Linked DNA regions of Homo sapiens: region 1 is linked to region 2. The links are chromatin contacts, found by Hi-C or POLR2A ChIA-PET in ENCODE. All regions are on one chromosome and are shown on one strand. Each heading gives the region's core, a stretch centred on a gene start or an enhancer-like site at or near the end of the contact. The rest is flanking DNA. Distances are from core to core; before and after follow the strand shown.

What was found. Hi-C counts contacts between places; a loop is a spot of excess contacts on that map. ChIA-PET counts read pairs that join two places held with the same protein, here RNA polymerase II (POLR2A). Pooled maps may share reads with other maps.
Region 1: a loop to region 2 is called in a pooled map, with 5 times the contacts of the local background. The contact joins the enhancer-like site here to the promoter of FIS1 in region 2. A Hi-C loop is called at or near these places in 18 of 168 maps with a recorded cell type or tissue (CD4-positive, alpha-beta memory T cell, CD8-positive, alpha-beta T cell, Caco-2 and 11 more), 15 of 37 single-sample maps with no recorded cell type and 28 of 50 pooled maps. POLR2A ChIA-PET finds 5 or more read pairs at or near these places in 17 of 52 experiments (A549, B cell, CD4-positive, alpha-beta memory T cell and 12 more).

What each region holds. Positions count from the first base shown.
Region 1 is chr7:101,285,681-101,292,221 of GRCh38, forward strand. It overlaps the pseudogene AZGP1P2. Among named protein-coding and RNA genes, the nearest start is that of LNCPRESS1, 11 kb to the right of the region's middle. RefSeq lists enhancers at 4,204-4,754, 4,889-4,998, 5,812-6,541. Within about 2 kb of position 4,936, at least 2 of the 41 ENCODE cell types and tissues checked have a DNase peak (open chromatin) inside an H3K27ac peak, as active enhancers do; they include OCI-LY7, where a contact is called at or near this core.
Region 2 is chr7:101,242,367-101,249,158 of GRCh38, forward strand. It overlaps FIS1 (fission, mitochondrial 1), which reads right to left and starts at 2,715. Exons shown (of 5, transcript NM_016068.3): 1 at 2,594-2,715; 2 at 1,641-1,773. The coding sequence starts at 2,638. RefSeq lists enhancers at 2,359-2,408, 2,499-2,738.

The DNA.
Region 1 (6,541 bases), core at 3,686-6,185, 46 kb after region 2:
GTTCAAGTGATTCTCCTGCCTCAGCCTCCCGAGTAGCTGGGATTACAGGCACGTGCCACCATGCCCGGCTCATTTTTGTATTTTTAGTAAAGACGGGGTTTTACCATGTTGGCCAGGCTGGTCTCGAACTCCTGACCTCAGGTGATCCGAGGTCACTTGGCCTTCCAAAGTGCTGGGATTACAAGCATCAGCCACCGTGCCCGACCTGATCACTTCTTTCTTCCTTTCTGGTGTTTGATATCTTTATCCCAAATCTCTAAATTCCCAAACTTCTTGCCCATTAGCCACAACTCTCAGAAATGGACCTCATAGGGCAGGGGACACAGCCTCTTTGTTCTGATGATAAAAGCAGGTGTTTACCCAGCACTGGTTGGTGCTGTTGGCATAGACTCTGAAAGCTCTCAAGCTGTCTGGGCTCACATCCCAGGTTTCTCCCCACCCCCACCTGGTGTGTTGCATGAACTGGAGCCAGTCACCTCCCTGGGCCTCTATTTCCTCAGCTCTGAAACAGCAATGCGAACAGCACGGTTTCAGGGGGCTATTCTGGAGCATTATATATGCTCATAGATGGGCCTGGCACAAAGTAAGTGCTCAGTAAATGTCAGCTACTCTTATTTCCTAATACCCTGTATTCATCTCTTCATCCTCCTTCCTCGTAATTATCCACTTTGCCATTTCTATTCCTGTCCATCAAAGCTTCTCCCAGTGTCTTTCCTGATCACTTGTGCCCCCTCCTCTCCTACTGCTGACACGCACCCCGGGCCATTTTCCTTACCAAGACCTCCTATCCCTCATCCTTCAAATGTCTGCTTATCTCTTGCCTCCTTTGGGAAACCTTCAGATCCCATGTAGCACCTTGGGCATTTTTGTACTTAGAAGCCCATCTTTTGACACCCACTCCATGATAATTTAACACCAGCAGTTCACCAGGCCTGGGGTTGGCTGCCTTGGGGCTGGCAGTGTGGTTTAGGAGAAAGAACGCTGGGCCGGGGGCAGGGGGACCATCTCTGCACGGGGTCTGCCACCAGCTCCTCCGACCACAGTGCAGGTGGCCCTTCCTGGGTCTGCATCTTATGGTGAGGAGGAACTTTAGGGCTGCAGGGATCTCTAACAGCCTGTGGTTTTGAATGCAGCACTTCCTGAGCCCCCAGCATGGGCTACGGTGTGTGCTGCGTGCTTTTCTCTGTTCATTCCACAAATTTCAATTGAGCCAATATTGGCTGTACCCTGTCCTAGGTGATGGGGCTGCAAGGGAGATCAGGACAGACTGTGACATCCTTCATAGAACAGACATAGTTAAATATTACAGACTTGTTTGGAGGTAGGTCTCAGTGCTCCAATGTTTGCAGATTTTGACCAGATATTTTGGGAACATTTCACTGTCAACAGGTAGGACTGGCAGAGCCACCAGGTGAGCCCAGGTCTGAGTGACTTTGAGAGTGGCTCACTCTCCAGGCACCCTCCCTGGACAGGGGTGAGTCTGATGCCTTCTCGTGGGGAGATCAGCCTCCGACGGGTGGGGTGTGGAGGTGATAGGTCAGAGGTGCCTGGATAGGAAGTGACTCTGCCATCACTTCCTGTGTGAGCTGAGGCCTGGGATGAGGATGGGGCAATCGATGGGGAAGTGGGGAGCACTGTGCTGTGGGGTGGGCGGGATGCGGACATATCTGTGTTTCTGCTGTGTCTCCTGTTCCTCCTCTGGGATTGGGACTATTTCCATCCTGCTGACCCCTTGCCACTCACACTTGGGGGGCTGCCTCTTGGGTTAGACCTTCCACCCCCGCGGTCTGTTGTTCACTGACCGTTACTGTCATTGTAATACTCCATGATGTTGTTCAGGGTCTCCATAAAGATGTCCTCCCTGGCCTTCTGAACTTGGCTCTGCTTCTCCCAGTCCTCTACTCCTTCCACGTGTCTCCATGGTCCCAGGGGCTCAGGCTTCCTGTCTTCACTGTTGTAGTGGAAGAAGGCACGGCCATTGAGGAAGACAGTACCCTGCAGCCTGTGGGTGCCTTTGCCAGGCCTGGACAGCCCAGTGTAGAGATAGGTCAGAGAGTAATGACCTGCAAAAGAAAAGACTCTGAGGGCTGGGGTCCATGCAAGGGTGTCCCATTGTGGGGCTGCAGAGGGCCAGGAGGGGAGGCCTGGCCACTGGCCTCTTCCTCCCCAGCTCTCTCCTCTGCCATCAGCTTCACACCATTGGAGCCTCACTCAAGGAAACAGGCTCTACTTTCATGCTGGGGATGATATTTCAGAGACCATTCTGTGTCTTCACTACAGAAGTTAATCTGCTTGGCACAGAAGAAGATAACATTTCTCAGCCTCCTTATAGATAGATTGGAACCATACGACTGAGCTTTGTCAAACAAGAATGTGACTGGAAGTGACTGATGTCTTTCTTCTGGTCCAAGACCCTACCACCTGGCTTTCCCCTACTGTCTCTTATCCCTTTTGTTGATGACTATGGAGACCACAGGATGAAACAGAAGAGTCCCAAGATGCAAACAGCCCGGATCCCTGAGTCACCCTGTGGAGGAGAGGAACCTTGCCCAATCTGCATTGAACTTAACATGAGAAATAAACATTTCTAGTCTAACCGGACAAATACATATAGTTAGAAAGTGTAGGGAGGTGGATTTACTAGAAAACTCAAGAAGTGACCTAGAATGGATCAGCATAGGGTAAGGCTAGGAGACCTCTCGGAATTCCTGGCATTGTACCTTGCAGTTTGGTACAAGATGGAAGTTGAGAGAGTGGGACATTTCCACAATTAGTTCCATAGTTAATTTAGAATATAATTTACACGAGTGTTAGTAACGTTGGAGGTCATATGGCAGATTTCTAATTTAAGTACTGAAGTCATTCTTGCTCATGAATTTCTGAATGTGATTAGCTTTTAAATCAGTAGACCCTGAGTAAAACAGATTACCCTCTACAGTGTGGGTGAGCCTCATCTAATCAGTGGAAGGCATCAAGAGAAAAGGCTGAGGTCCCCCAGAGAAGAAAGAATTTTGCTTCCAGACTACCCTTGGACTCAGGACCGCAACACCAACTCTTTCCTGGGTCTCCAGCCTGCTGGCTTGCTTTGCTGATTTAGGACTTTTAGCCCTCAGAATTGTATGAGCCACAAGAAATATTAAATAAAACTCCTCCCTTTCTCTCTTTTGTATACACACACACGTATATAATTAGTGTATATACACAGTGTATATTCATATATACATATATGCATGTGTATACAATGTATATTAGTTTTGTTTCTCTGGAGAACCCCGAATAATTAAGATTTTGGTGCAGAATGGGATTAATATTGTAAATGTGATTATTATAAAACTAACATGAAACACCTATTCTGACAACTTGTAAATGTCATAAATTTTTAACTCACACAACTGAGAAGCCATTCGCTTCCATGTCTTTATCCTGCACATTCTCATGCCACAGCCTCCTTCCCCTATCCTAGAAGTGACTCTTGATCTCCCCAAGCTCCCACTGTCTTCTTTTCGGGCCACTAGCCTTCCAGACCCACTGCAGTGGTGTCTGAGTGTGGGATTTGGGCACGGGTTTCCTTCTAGCACCATCCCTCCAGCCGACCTCCCTTCCCACTTTCCCCTTGGGGCTGCTCTCTCTTTCCCTCAGCGTCAGGCAGGTGTACCCAGCCATCGGAAGGAGGGAAGGAACAGGAGCAGAAGCAGCTCCAGGCATGTGGTTCCTGCTCCGTCCTGGCTCTCCACCCCAAGCAGGTCGCTTGGTCTTTGGAGTCTTTGTTTTCACGTAAACTAAGGGGTTTTAGATTCAGATTCCTGAAGGTCTTATTTTGGGTGAGGGCAGAGGCTCCCTGAATGCTCCTGGAAGTGTGTGAGCTGAGGGAGTTGACAGCCTTGGGCACCCGTTCCTGCCGTATACCAGGGAATCCCAGCTGCATCCAGCCCTTCTCCCAGCCATATGTCCTGTTCCTCACCTCCTTCCAGTCCTCTCCAGCATCCATCCTTTGCTTTCCCTACTCACCATCTTGGGTCTCCTGGGGGATAGCAGGACCCAGAAGGTGCAGCAGAGACAGCAGGACAGGCACCATTCTTACCATTGTGTCTGCTTGGAGGGTTCTGGGCCGGAGGCACAGGTATTATCCTGGGTCCTGGGGCCATGCCCAGGGGAGGTGAATCTACAGGCCAATGGGAGTACCAGGCCGGGCTCCTCCCCTGACAGTAAGAAAGAAGTATGCACAAGCCAGGCTGGGCAGAGATTGTGACCAGTGAGTCTATACACAGGATATGCAAATTCAGAGCTGAGACAGTTGATCTCTGGACTGAGGCTTTGTGTGTGCCTGGGGCGGAAGGATGCCAGTGTGTGGGAGGTGTGTGTGATGGGTGGCAGGTGCCTGGGATGTGTCGCCCTTCCAGTCTATTATGACACCCTCTGGGGTCACTTGGGTGTTGTCAGACCACACTTCATCTCTGCCTTCTGGAAAAAGCCTCAACATGTCCAGGACGTGGACCTGGGTAGACCCCAGCTGGGGTGGGACCCTCACTCTCCTCCCACACCCGATCCTGCCAGAGCTGTCTGGAGGACATTCCCATTCCCATCTCTCCCTCTTTCCTTTAGGTGCCTGTGGAATCCCAGCCTTCCATGATGGAAGCAGAAATAGCCGCATCCTCCTTTTGCAGCCTCCCTGGCAATAGAAGGAGCAGGTGTGCACAGGGTTTATGCTCAGCAAGCCGAAGCTACTGCCTTGGATATCGGGTCAAGTGTTAGGGAAACAAAGAGGGGGGCACAGTGGACAATGTTTTCTGGTGGTCTTGGCAGGGGTTGCAACTGCCAGCTCCCGGGGCAGTGGGGCTGCAGTAGCTGCGGGGGGCGTCTTGAGCTTCAGTCCCCCGGGATGTTGTAGATCCCGTGCTGTGGCCTCTGCTGCCCCCTGCTGGCAGCTTCTGTGTGTTTACCAGGCCGGTTGCTGGTGTGATTTTGACTGTTGCGCTCCTCTGGAATTCTGAGCCTGGGTTCTCCATCCTTTCTGTGGATTCTGAGAGCTAACCAATAAATACGTTTATTTTCTGCTTAAGGTCAGAACTGCGTCAGAACTGCATGACGTTTCTAGTAACAAATGCTCCTGGCGGATGCGGAGATTGGTACAAGGATTGTTTCCAGGCAGTAGTTACTCAGGGAAATGGAGGGCTGGGAAGCTGAGATTGGTTACGGGGCCAGATTGGGGCTGAACGCAGTGAAAACACAGGGGTCTTGGGGGATCCTGGCAGGCCTGGTGTGCAGTGATAACTTCAACAGTTGGCTGAGGTATCTGTTGTGGTAGATTGGAATGAAGTACCCATTGAAGGTGCTGACTTAAAAAAAAGTCACAAAGCCAGGCGCGGTGGCTTAAGCCTCTAATCCCAGCACTTTGGGAGGCTGAGGTGGGCGGATCACAAGGTCAGGAGTTCGAGACTAGCCTAGCCAATATGGTGAAACCCCGTCTCTACTAAAAATACAAAAATTAGCTGGGTTTCGTGGCGTGTGCTTATAATCTGAGCTACTCCGGAAGCTGAGGCAGGAGAATCGTTTGAACCCGGGAAGCGGAGGTGGCAGTGAGCCGAGATCGCGCCACTGCCCTCCAGCCTGGTGACAGAGCGAGACTCCGTCTCAAAAAAAAAAAAAAAAAAGTCACAAAATGGGTTATTGGGTTATTTAATTTAAAAGGAGAGCTTGGGTCAGGCTCAGTGGCTCACACCTGTAATCCTAGCGCTTTGGGAAGCTGACGTGGGAGGATCTTTTGGGGCCAGGGATTCTAGACCAGCCTGGGCATGGCAGCAAGACCTCACCCCTACCCAAAAGAAAAAAAAAATTAGCCAGGCATGGTGACGTGTGCCTGTAGTTGCGGTTACACAGAAGGCTGAGGCAGGAGGATCACTGGAACCCAGCTATGATGGTGCCACTGCATTGCAGCATGGGTGACAGAGTGAGGCTCAGTCTTTTTTTTTTTTTAGAGGGAGTCTTGCTCTGTTGCCCAGGCTGGAATGCAATGGCACAATCTCAGCTCACTGCAACCTCTGCCTCCCGGGTTCAAGCGATTCTCCTGCTTCAGCCTCCTGAGTAGCTGGGATTACAGGTGCCTGCCACCATGCCTGGCTAATTTTTGTATTTTTAGTAGGGATGGGGTTTCGCCATGTTGGCCAGGCTGGTCTCCAACTTCTGACCTCAAGGCTCTGCCCGACTTGGCCTCCCAAAGTGCTGGGATTACAGGCGTGAGCCACCGCACCCGGCTGGGAGGTCTATATTTGGGCTGAGTCCTAGAGCCTATGCTTTCCAGGCAGAGCCAACACAGAGGAAGCAGGTAAGGGAGGGGCTTTGTGTGGGGTTGGAGGTGGCTGCTGCAGGACAGGGCACAGCACAGCCACAGTGGCCTCACTCCGATTGGCTTCACTGGCTCTCACAGTACAGATCCCCTCAGGCAAGACCCCAAATGCAGTAAAAAGTAGATTCTTCTACAGCGAGACCCAGTGAGGAAACAGCTGGTGCACAGACTAGTAGAAAAATAAAGTGACTGGAATCA
Region 2 (6,792 bases), core at 1,465-3,964:
AGGCTGTTTCTTCTACACCTACACCCTGCTGTAGAATAAACCTGAAAATCTGAATTGCCGAAGTAGACAAACATAGGGTAAAATTATTTGTATCTTTTAAGAAAGAGTCTTATTTTTATAGTTTTTTTTTTTTTTTTTTTGAGACGGAGTCTCACTGTGTTGCCCAGGCTGGAGTGCAATGGCGTGATCTTGGCTCACTGCAACCTCTGTCTCCCGAGTTCAAGTGATTCTCCTGCCTCAGCCTACTGCGTAGCTGGGATTAAAGGTGTGCGCCACCAGGCCCAGCTAATTTTTGTATTTTTAGTAGAGACAGGGTTTCACCATGTTGATTAGGCTGGTCTCGAACCCCTGACCTCGTGATCCGCCTGCCCTGGCCTCCCAAGGTGCTGGGATTACAGGTGTGAGCCACTGTGCCTGGCCATTTTTATAGATTTTCAATAGGCATCCTTTGCTAACACAGTCAGCATTCTGTATTCATAGATTCAACGAACCATGGATCAAAAATACTCAGAAAAAAAAAAAAGATAGTTGCATCTGTATTGAACATGAACAGACCTTTTTTTCTTGCCATTATTCCCTAAACAATACAGTATACTATTTACACAGCATTTACATTGTATTTGGTATTATAAGTAATCTACAGATGATTTAAAGTATATGGGAGAAGGTGCACAGGTTACATGTAAATACCATGCGATTTTATATACGGGACTTGGGTGGCTATTGGTATCTGTGGGGGTGGGGTTCCTAGAACCAATCCCCCATGGCTACAGAGGGATGGCTGTACACTGACTGTGTGCTTATAAATGATTATTTGAACACAAGGAGCTACAGAGAAACTAAGTGGTTAAGTATTGTGGCCTCTGACAAATGATGACCCACCTAAAACCAATAGGAAATAGGGTTCCCATCCAAAAAGCACTATCTGGCTGGACGAGGTGGCTCACACCTGTAATCCCAACACTGTGGGAGGCCGAGGTGGGCAGATCACCTGAGGTCAGGAGTTAGAGACCAGCCTGACCAACATGGTGAAACCCTATCTCTACAAAAAATACAAAAATTAGCTGGGCGTGGTAGTGGGCACCTGTAATCCCAGCTACTCAGGATGTTGATGCAGGAGAATTGCTTGAACCGGGAGGTGGTGGTTGCAGTGAGCTGAGACAGCGCCACTGTACTCCAGCCTGGGGGACAGAGCAAGACTCCGTCTCAAACAAAAACAAAAAACAAAAAGCACTATCTGCTCACAATTTTGTAGGACAGTCCTCTGTACCTCTTCCATGCCACAAAAGATTCTCAATAGCTGCTAAGCAACACGGTGGTGGTGTTGGGGGGAAGGGCATGGGCCTAGGTCTCACAAAACAGGAGCTTCTAGTCCCAATTCAGCCATTAACTGATTAGTTGGGTGACCTCAAGTCACTTTCCCAGATCAAGACAGTCCTGGGGGAACTGACATGCTACACTCTGTCTGGCAAAACAATGGTGGGCGGTAAGTAGCCAAAAGTTCACTGGGAGACGTCAAGCTAAGTATAGCCCTTGGTGCAGTAAATCTACCGGAGACAACTCAGAGGTGCCTGGACTACGGGGCCCACATCGCAGAGCAGCCCAGATGGCAGCGGGAAAGGGAGAGTACAGCGCCTCACCCTCGAGCAGCACGATGCCTTTACGGATGTCATCATTGTACTTGCTCCGCACCAGGCACCAGGCGTACTCAAACTGCGTGCTCTTGGACACCGAGCCTGCTGCCTTCTCAGACTGAAATTTCTTTTCAAACTTCTGCCACAGGGGAGGAAAGGAATCATTTAGAAATGTAGGGCGTCAACCATTCTCTATCTGGACATGCCATCTCCCTGGCTCTGCCCCTTTCCCTCGCAGGTCTCGGTATCTGGCACCCCAGCTTCTGCTATCTCCATGCCCGGGACCCAGGCTTTCGGCTCCTCCGGGCCTGCGGGCCAGCTCTTGGGACAGAGGCCCCCGGTCTCCCCTCCCCGCGGCGGTACCGAGCGGAGATGCCACCTGGTGGCAGCTCCAGGCACCGCTCCCGGAGCAGCTGACCCCGGCGGCCGAACAGTAAACACGCTGTCAGAACTGCTCAACAGCCCACGCGGTCCTCATTTGAGGCTGCTGGCCCCATCCTGCCCCACCCTGCCGGGCCTGGACCTTTTATTGTCCAGGAATAGAAGTAGTGCCTACCTCCTAGAGCTACAAAGACTGAGATCTGGCATGCGATGCCTTAGCACCGTGCCGGACGCAGTAATAGGTGACACCTTATGATGGTCACTGTATTCCTCCACCGCTGGAGGAGCGCCCTGAGCTCACAGCTCCTGCATGATCCCAGATCCCGTCAGTCTAACCACGGTCGGGCTCCAGGCCCGTAGTCTGAGGTGTGGGGGGCTCAGGACACTACAACTCCCAGGAGCCTCTGCGGCATAGCAGGCCCTCCGGGCAGGAGCCAGGCGCTGTGGAGGCTGCCGGGAGCCGTAGTTCGGCTTCCCTCGGCCAAGCCGATGCCGGGAGGAGGGTTCGGCCCCTACCTGACTCTCCTCAGGACCCGCCCTCCGACCTTCCCTTTCCCTCTGTCCGGGCCAGGCCTCACCAGCAGGTCCTCCACAGACACCAGCTCGTTCAGCACGGCCTCCATGGCCACTGCCCCCGCGAGCCTCACACTACAGTCTACTGTGCCACAGTCTCCATGGCCCAGTGGCAGGGGCGGAGAACCACTTCCGGCGTCCGGCGGATGCTGGCACGACCTGGCGACGCCCCGCCCCTTCCTCTCAGTTCAGCAGCGCCGGCGGGGCGCTAGTGCGCAGGCTCGGCCGGTCCCTCCAGCCCGCAGACTGCGCGCAGGGAGACCTTCCCCAGGTTGGTCTTCCCAGGTGCCTCAGCCGGTGCCTTCCTCTGTGGAGGCTTCCCTAGGGAAACTGGAGGCCATGTCTTGGCGGTTAGCCCCCAGGATGAAAACAGCAAAAAGAGGGTGGGTAGCTGACCAGAGATCACAGTACATTAGGGTGCCAAGCTGACGCCCCTCAGAAATCTAGGACCTTGGAGGCCACGTGACTATTCATCGCCTGCAACAAAATCTTAACTAGAACCGGGAGCCCGGCGCGTAGCTCACGTCCGAAGCCCAACAACTTGGGAGGCCGCGGCGGGAAGATCGCTGGAGGCCAGGAGTTCAAGACCAGCCTGAGCAACATAGCGAGACCCTATCTCTACAAAATTTTTAAAAAAATCAACCGGCGTGGTGGCGTGCACCTGTACTCCCAGCTACTGGGGCGGCTGAGGCAGGAGGATCGCTTGAGTCCGGGAGTTCGAGGCTGCAGTGAGTTATCGCGCCACTGCACTCCAGCTTGAGCGACAGAGACCTTGTCTCAAAAAACCCACCAACAGCAGCAAACTAGTATCGGGGTTTCTTGGGCCTCTGCTGACTCTCACAATGCAAGAGCAGAGGCAACTGGATCTGTAAACCACACAGCCACACAGGGGTAGTCATAGGAGACACTATCAACGGGAAGTTTTTCAAAAAGCAACGGCCCCATTATTGGCAGAGAAGGTCCAATTTTCAATATTATTTACATAAACCATTTTGGGAGTGCACCCCAGGCGGGAAACCTGCCACATGGGGTCACGGGCAATGGGGAGCTTAGCAGTGAGGAGCTATCAGAGCATGGGAAGGAGAAAGGTGTGGACACCTCTGGCTTCAGTTTCTGTGCAGTGAGGGGACTGGGTAAGTAGCAACTTTCAAATTCTTTTCCCCTTGAGTCACATTGGAGTGTAAGTTCCTTGAGGGCAGAGACTTACCTTGCTTATCCAGCATCTAGCACAGGGCTTGGCAGAGAGTGAGGGCTCAATAAATATTTGTTGAATAAACACGGAAAAAGCAAATTAATTGTAAACAAGGCACTGCACATGCAGGGGATAATCATCCAGACACCTTCCGCGTTTGCAAAGCCCCTTTAATTTTTATTATTTTTTAGAGACAGGGTCTCATTCTGTGGCCCAGGCTGGAGTGCATGCAGCGGCACAATCAGAGCTTACTGCAGCCTTGACCTCCTGAGCTCCTGTAATCCTCCTGCCTTAGTCTCCCAAGAAGCTGGGACTACAGGTGTGCACCACCACACCCAGGTTGTTTTTTGTTTTTTGTTTTTTTTTTCCGAGACAGTTTCTCGCTCTGTCACCCAGGCTGGAGCGCAGTGGCACAATCTCGGCTCACTGCAACCTCCGCCTCCTGGGTTCAAGCGATTCTCTTGCTTCAGCCTCCCAAGTAGCTGGGATTACAGGCGCCGGCCATCACACCCAGCTAATTTTTGTATTTTTAGCAGAGATGGGGTTTTACCATGTCAGCTAGGCTGGTCTGAAACTCTTGACCTCAGGTGATCAGACTGCCTCGGCCTCCCAAAGTGCTGGGATTACAGGCGTGAGCCACCGTGCCCAGCCAAGCCTCTAATATTTTTCTCCTCATAATAGTCTCGTGAGTTAGAAAGACAAGAGTTATTCTTCCCTATTTGGCGTGGATGGTTGAAATGACTGATACAGTAAGCTCTGTAAGCCTTGAGAGAATCCCCAGGTTGGGGAACTGGCTGCCCACTAGCATAAGCCTCAAGGGGAAAACTTCATGTTCATTCAGAGAAGTATACAGCACCTAATTTTGCCTGGGCCTTGGGGTGGCACAAAGGACACTAGGGCTGAGTGCAGTGGCTCACGCCTGTATTCCCAGCAGTTTGGGAGGCCAAAGCGGGTGGATCACCTGAGGTCAGGAGTTCGAGACCAGCCTGGCCAACATGATGAAATCCCATCTTTACTAAAAATACAAAAAATGCACCTCTGCCCAGCCGCTGTGCAACCTTCCAAGTGTGAAGTGACAGCCTTGTATGTGATCTTTCTGCCCTCCCCAAGTTTGCATTTTCAACATTAAAGTTTACTTTTTAATTAAAAAAAAAATATATATATATATATATGCACACAAAAAAAATTAGCCGGGTATGGTGGTGGGTGCCTGTAATCCCAGTTACTTGGGAGGCTGAGGCAGGAGAATCGCTTGAACCCAGGTGGTGGAGGCTGCAGTGAGCCGAGATCCCATCACTGCACTTCAACCTGGGTAACGAGAGCGAAACTCCATCTCTAAAAAAATAAAAAATAAAAAAGATGGACACGATATGAAGCAGGTGACTGAAAACAGGACTGAAGACGGGAGGCAAACACTGGCAGGGCAGGGGACACAGGAAGATGAAGGGGGCACTCCTTCTATTAGGAGGCTCCTTTTTGGGGGGCAGCCTGAACCACAGTCATGTTTATATTTGCTGCAGCCCTTGGTAGAGGCCTGGTGCATGGCAGAAGCACCATCAGGATTTGCTGAATGTCAACAAGGGATGAAGGGAGAGTGATTTACTCAGGTGGCTCAGTTGTGTGCCAATGAAGAGATCCGTAGTCTGTAGCTTTTCAAGTCTAGTTAGCATAGTCATCCACCTCCGACATAGTGATAGAAAGTAGTCCCTGTTAATTTTACACCCAATGGCTGAGCGCGGTGGCTCACGCCTGTAATCCCAGCACTTTGGGAGGCCGAGGCGGGCAGATCACGAGGTCAGGAGATCGAGACCATCCTGGCTAACATGGTGAAACCCCGTCTCTACCAAAAATACAAAAAAGAAATTAGCCGGGCGTGGTGGCGGGCGCCTGTAGTCCCAGCTACTCGGGAGGCTGAGGCAGGAGAATGGCGTGAACCCGGGAGGTGGAGCTTGCAGTGAGCCGAGATCACGCCACTGCACTCCAGCATGGGTGACAGAGCGAGACTCCGTCTGAAAAAAAAACCCTTTCATGCCTTCTCATTGCCCTTAAAACAAACACAGCCTTCAAGGTCCGTTAGGATCTAGCCATGCTTAATTCTCTTCCTCATCTATCACTACCTCTCCTGGTATGTACTATGTACACTGGCCCTATAGGCCTTCCTTCAGCTCTCAAACCCCTGGTGGCCACAGCTCCGCTACACAGGCAGTCCTCTCTGTTTGGAACATCTGTCTCCTCCTCCATTGCTTATTTGGCTCATTCATTCCCTCATGATTTAATTCATTCAAGAAATACTAATTGAGCTCCTGCTGTGTAGTAGGTGCTCAATTAGTTGCCTACAAATAGTAGCCTGGCACAGTGTAAGCCAAGGTGGAGCTTACATTTTCATGGGGAAAACAGAAAAAAATAACTCAACAAATAAAAGCACTGTGACATAATAAGACCTATATATTTGGGGCCAGGCCCGGTGGCTCATGCCTGTAATCCCAGCAGTTTGGGAGGCCGAGGCGGGCAGATCACCTGAGGGCGGGAGTTCGAGACCAGCCTGACCAACATGGTGAAACCCGTCTCTACTAAAAATATAAAAATTAGCCGGGCGTGGTGACAAGCACCTGTAATCTCAGCTATTGAGGAGGCTGAGGCAGGAGAATCGCTAGAACCCAGGAGGTGGAGGTTGCGGTGAGCACAGATCGCGCCATTGCACTCCAGCCGGGGCAATAAGAACGAACTCTGTCTCAAAAAAAAAAAATATATATATATATATATACATATATACATACACACACATATATATATTTGGTCTCTGCCCTGGTTCCCAACACAAAGGTCCTAAAATCCTTGTAATTTCCTGAGTGATAGAAGTAATAAGAGCATCTTTTTTTTTTTTTTTTTGGAGACAGCGTCTCACTCTGACCCCAGCTTTGACTGCAGTGGCGGGATCCTGGCTCACTGCAGCCTCGACCTCCCAAGTCAGGCGATTCTCCCACCTTGGCCTCCCAAGTAGCTGGGACCACA